Linked DNA regions of Homo sapiens: region 2 is linked to region 1. A link is an interaction called in ENCODE POLR2A ChIA-PET data of the cell type or tissue named here. Cell type or tissue: HepG2. All regions are shown on one strand. Links, peaks and the distances in the headings refer to the core of each region. The heading gives the core; the rest is flanking DNA.

Region 1 (2,912 bases), core at 164-2,663:
AGTGAGCTGAGATCTCGCCACAGCATTCCAGCCTGGGTGACAGAGCGAGACTCTGTCTCAAAAAAAAAAGAAAAGGAAAGAAAAAAAAAGAAAAATCCCCCAAAAGGATTGGGCATTTGGACCCAACACACGCTGACCACGCCAACAGAACCAGCCTTGTCATTCTTTCACTGGTTCATCTGGGTGTGTGTGTGTTGGGGGGGTGATGGTAGCTCATAGACCAGGAGGTGCCAGGTCTCTGTCCCCTCAGTAGCACAACTGTGCCATTAAATGGACTGTCACACATAAATTTCAGTCCAGAGACCCTTGCCCACCAGGGCCATATTATCACTGTGTGGACCTGGACCCTGCGTACTGTTGCCTTCATGGGCCACTTTATGAAAAAAAAATTAAAAATCATACTTTACATCTGCATTGGTAAGAAGACAAATATATTTGTATTACATGTTAAAACATTTTATTTGACCTAAAAGTTATTTTTTTCTCCCGATTGTAAAAGAAATCGCATCATTTCCATGGGTCCTATTGTGGGCCTTGGGCACTGTGCCTCCTGTGGCTAGTGGGGAAGCTGGCCCTGTTCCCACCCCGGCCCCTCCCCGCCCCCCACCCTCCACAGCTCTGTTTACTTCAACAAGCAGAGAGCTTCTGTTTGCTGAAGGAAATTCACAGTGCAGTGCATTTCTTCCCTGAAGAAAGCCGAATAATAAAAGGCAGTCAGGGAGAAAATAGGACCTTGAGAAAGCCCAGGACTGCAAGTCAAGAGGCTGGATCTCAGCTGGGGCTTTACTACAGGGCTCCTCAGTTGTCCCATGGAGACACAGCTCTGTCTCTCAGGGGGAAGGCTGAAGGTCAAAGGAGCCCAGAGGCAGGATCAGGAGCAGCTGAAATAAAGCCAGAATTCACATTCATCTTATTACTTCTTTTTTTTTTTTTTTTTTTGAGACAAGGTATCTCTCTATTGCCCAGGCCGCAGTGCAGTGGCACAGTCATGGCTCACTGCAGCCTCAAGTCTCCCAGGCTCAAGCGATCCAGATGGCTGAGTAGCTGGGACTACAAGTATGCACCACTACGCCCAACTAATTTTACAAGTAGTAGTAGTAATAGTAGTAGTGCTGGTAGTAGTAGTATTTGTAAAGATGGGGTCTCCCTGTGTTGCCCAGGCTGGTCTCAAACTGCTGAGCTGGAGCAACCCTCCCACCTTGGCCTTCCAAGGTGCTGAGATTACAGGCAGGAGCCACACATCTGGCCTCATCTTATTCCTTTTTAATGGTGAGAACAGGCCAAAAGCAAGCAAAAGCCTTGTCCTGAGAGACGGTGAGATCCTCATCCTGGGAAGTGTCCAGCAGCAGCTCCTGCCCAGGAAGCTCTGGAAGGGATGAAGTCATCGGATAATGCTTGTGTAGAGATGGAGCAATGTTGCTCTGCAGATTCAAGGGGGATAGGGACTGCAGGCATTCCTGGCTGTTTGAAAGAGAAGCGGCCAGACAAGGGAAGTGGTTGATGTGATGCAGGCTCCCTGGAGAGCTGCCCTTGGCAGGATGTGGAGTGAGAGAGGGTGGGCACTGGGAGGGAAAGGGTGGAGCCAAGCAGATGGCAGGAGCTTACAAGGTATGTAAGTGACAGTTCTCCATGGTCCTCAGAATGTGTCCAGGTACCAACCTCATGAAATGTCCATGTAACAGTGAAGGAGCTGGGCTTTGCGGTCAGTTTTGATACCAGTGGAAACTGAAACACAGGCAGATAGACACACAGGAACAGGGAGCAGGGGATCAGAAAGATGCTGGGAATGAGGTGAGGGGTGGGGCAAAATCTTGGGAAGGGCTCTCAGCAAACACCAGCAGAGCCATCTGGTCTGCAGGGCCCCGGGGACAGGGCCTCTGGCCAATGAGCTTTTTTCAAAGGCCTGTGAAAATACGTGACATGCCAAAAAAAAAAAATTATTGAATCTAAAATATAAAAGGAAAAGTATGAAATTGAAAGGAATACATTTTAATTAAATGTCTATAAAACAAACAACGTCAATTCATTCATGTTTAAATTTAGTGTTTCTGGATTCTCTGTTTGAAAATAACGCTAAGGTTTTATTTTCTCCCTCCATAAAATGTACTGTGCATGCACAATGCCAGCCTGGAGAACATAGCCAGACATGTAGTCAATGAGCAGCTATAATTTCAAAAGCAAGATTAATAAAGTCCTTTTGATCCTTTCTACAGCAAAAATGTGATACTCAATGTGAAATATGGGTATATTCTAATGTGTTTGATATTATGTGGAATGCGGACTCCATAATTAAAAGACCCTGGGGCCTGTAATGGTCTTAAACTGGCCCTGGAATTGGGGTCCAGGCTAAATTGAACCAAATCTCTGAGAGGTGAAATGAGAGCCCAGCTGAAGTCTGGGTAATAACAGGATTAGATGGAACCTCAGAACCTTCCAATTCAGAGTCCATCTGAGCACAGGTGCTTTTAACCCTGAAGGGCTGTTCAGACAGATGAGCTTTTAGAGGGTGGACGTGAAGTTCTCTGGGAGGAAGAAGCACCTTTCAAGCGTGATGAACTGTTATGGTAGGTCTCCACTAGAGCTAATATAACTCAGGAAACAGAAAGTGAGCCAGACCAAGTGGGTGGTAAATGACCGCTTGGCTGGGGGCTGGTGGCTGATGGCGGGTGGCTGGTGCAGCGTCACTCAGCAGCGGTAGGTCTCCTGACTGCAGCTGGGATGTGCTGTCACCCACTCCAGCACTAAAATTCAACACTGATTGCCAATTCGCCTTTGAAGGGCGCATTATTTTCTTTAATGATTTTACTCTTACACTTGAGAAAAGGGAGGAGGAAAAAATTGCGTTCTCCAGACACCTCTTGCCCCCTCGTTCTTTGTCTTTGATCCTGTTCCCAAGCTTACGCCATTACACG
Region 2 (2,912 bases), core at 197-2,696, 140 kb after region 1:
ATCATTATATTTTAACCTTACAAATTAAAGCCCTTCGAGACTCAAATAGAGACATTGTTTAAAACTATTCTTAATTGTACTATTTGTATATCTATAATGCATGTTTATGGCTCAAAGAGAAATTAGTAAATTCTTCCTAATTTCTGAAATTAGTTTATGAGTTTGTTATATTTTGTTGGTATGATTAGATCTTATGGGTACAGCTGTCATATGAAGAATGCCAAGAATTGAATTTAATTTAGTAACAAATAGAAAATTCTGAAACAGTGTAAAGCCGTTCAGCTTTTTTAGCAGGAAGTGGTAATGTGTGTCACTGTTGACATATATAAATGCCATTTAATTTGCCACTTCCTATTCATAGGATGGAAGAACCAAACACGTCAGAAAATTCTAGTCCATCTTCTTAGTTTATCAGGTTTTTTTTTAAGGGCAAGTTATATTTGCTGACCATTTGTCCCCCTTAAAAAATGCCCCGTTTTCCTCTGTTGGGTTGAACAAAGCTAAAATAAACGTATTTGGCTGCCAGTGATCATTTCACACTGTTGTTAAATGTTTTCTAAACTTACTTTTATTGTGTTTTTCCTCCTAAACTTTAGACTTCCTAATTTTCAAACAAGAAAACAATTTTAATATAAATAAACAAAAATTTAAATAGTTATAAATATATCCAGCAAAATAACTTATACTTGGTGAAAATAGCTTTATAACTTATGCGACGTATATTTATGAAAGAACAATGCCTTGACCTCTTTTTTTTCAATCTAAGTAGCATTCTTTTTTTTTTTCTTTTTTGTTGAGAATAGTCTCATGGCATGCCAGGGCTGGGGAGTGGTGGCGCAATGATCATAGCTCACTGCAGCCTTTAACTCCTGGCCTCAAGCTATCCGCTCACTTCAGCCTCCCAGGTAGCTAGGACCACAGGCACGTGCCACCACATCCAGCTAATTTTTAATTTTTTTTTTTTTAGAGGTGGGGTCTCATCATGTTGCCCAGGCTGGTCTCCAACTCCTGGCCTCAAGTGATCCTCCCACCTCAGCCTCCCTAAATGCTGGGATTACAGGCATTAGCCACTGTTCCCAGTCTCAATCTAAGTAACATTCTTGATTTATTTCTACCTTTACATTTTCTCCAAGTCCTTTATTTTGAGAAAAAAATATTTTAAAGCTTCAGTTTATGACTCATTTTTTATTTCAGTAGTCCATTTTTCTAATTAGAGATTTCAACTAATTATCCTAAAATCAGCTACTCTAAAATTTCATTAATCTAAATTCAAACCAAAAAAAGCATAAGCAAAATTTGATTGTCAAAGAAAGTTTCAAAACTGGCAAGAACTGTATCTTTATTGTTAATCAAAATCTTAAGGAGGTGAATGTAGCATTTCTTTAAAGTAGACTTCAATATTTGGGAAACTATTTTTCTATTTCTGGAAGATCTCTGAAATGTAAATATACAAACCACATAACCCATATTCAGATAGCCTGGGATCACGTGTTTCCAAATGTACTTTTGAAACAAAGTCCTGTTTTTTTTTCCTTTTTAACTGTAAAAGCACAGTATTTAACTTCTGCTTCTTAAAGTGGGTCAAAGGGGATAGATAACCTTTGTAGAAAAATGTGCAGTGCTGTGAGTAAACCCAGCATTGAAATCTTGCATTGTTATGATTCATTGAAAGGCTGAATGACCCAGAAGTCTGAATTTTTTTTCAAGGTTCTCATGACTGCAGCCAAATTAGTCTTTTAAAAGAAATTCAGTGGGAACGAGGTATAGAAAACCTTAGTTGAAGGTCCCTGATGTTTTTCTACCCCTGATTTTTCTGGACCAGGCAGCAGACTTCCCCAGGAGACCCAAGATAGTACTCAAAGCAGGAGAGCTGTGTGTGTTCTAAGCTGCAGCACCCACCGGCCAAAATGCATCAAGTCACAGCTTATGCTGAAGGTCAGGAGAACTAGTTGGCCCTAGAGAGAGAGTTCCGAAGGCCAAGAAAACTACTCTTTCCCACACTCCAGCAATGGTATCCTTTCACCCATTCACAAACGCAGGGGCAACCTCCCTATTCTCTTGAAACAGAAAAGATTATGTTATTAATATCTGTTGACTGACTAATTTAACTTTAGTGTAAAAGAGTCTTGTCAATCTGTCCCTTTACCATGTTCAATTATATCTAATTTGTGGAATGAAAAGTGGCCCAGTACTGCTCATTCCAAGTTCCTTTTCCCTGTTAGATCTGTTAACTATGGACTTGGGCCAGGTTGAAAGTTTCCTTCTTTCTGTTTTGCTGGCCAAGCCCTTCCCCTCAGCTGCCTCCAGCGACATCACTGGTTGCTGAGAAATATCTGGTAAGCAGTACTCTGGGTAAGAGCTTGCTCCTTACCCCTCACTGGTGCCACGTGGTGAGGTATCTGCGAGCTCTGATGCCCTGTGGGTTGCGCTGGACAATGCAGAAACCTCAAATACCACCCTGCCTTCTCCTCAGAGGTGCAGGAAAGAGCCTCCTGGCCCAAACCTCCCACCCCAAGGGTGGGGCAGTGGCTGTCCGCCTTCTCCCATTGAATGGAAAATCAGAACTCCTTTGTTCTTCCTGCCAGAGTGCCACTCCCAACAGTGACCCAAATGTGTATTCTTCACTTGTCCTTGGTCCAAGTCAAAACTCCTTTTCCTCGAGGTGGAGAAGAAAAGTCCCCAAACCCCCTGCTTGAAATCAGAGTAGCTAGCATTCCTTGCCACCCCACTTCCCTGCTCTGCCCCTCACTTTCTGAACTTGATCCAATCTGAACTTGATCCAGTATTAGTTACCTGGAAATCTGACATGTGAAGGCATGCATTCATTAATGGTAGTGGAAAAATCAACCAAAATTTCAGAGATAAAATGTACCCCTAGAAGATTTAGTCAGGGAAAAAGCAGGCACTACCAT

What was found. ChIA-PET counts read pairs that join two places held together with the same protein. Peaks named below come from ENCODE experiments on the same cell type or tissue, not always from the same donor. Only the 100,000 strongest peaks of a DNase experiment are listed, where the experiment ranks them.
Region 2: POLR2A ChIA-PET joins it to region 1 with 5 read pairs; 4 of 35 experiments call an interaction of 5 or more read pairs at or near these places.

What each region holds. Positions count from the first base shown.
Region 1 is chr15:63,088,029-63,090,940 of GRCh38, forward strand. No RefSeq gene overlaps it. Among named protein-coding and RNA genes, the nearest start is that of LACTB, 32 kb to the right of the region's middle. RefSeq lists an enhancer at 2,318-2,912. In HepG2, for the core only: no CTCF peak of the experiment used is centred there; a DNase peak (open chromatin) is centred at 1,433.
Region 2 is chr15:63,232,282-63,235,193 of GRCh38, forward strand. The region is part of intron 1 of RAB8B (RAB8B, member RAS oncogene family); the gene reads left to right. Among named protein-coding and RNA genes, the nearest start is that of APH1B, 44 kb to the right of the region's middle. In HepG2, for the core only: no CTCF peak of the experiment used is centred there; a DNase peak (open chromatin) is centred at 1,570.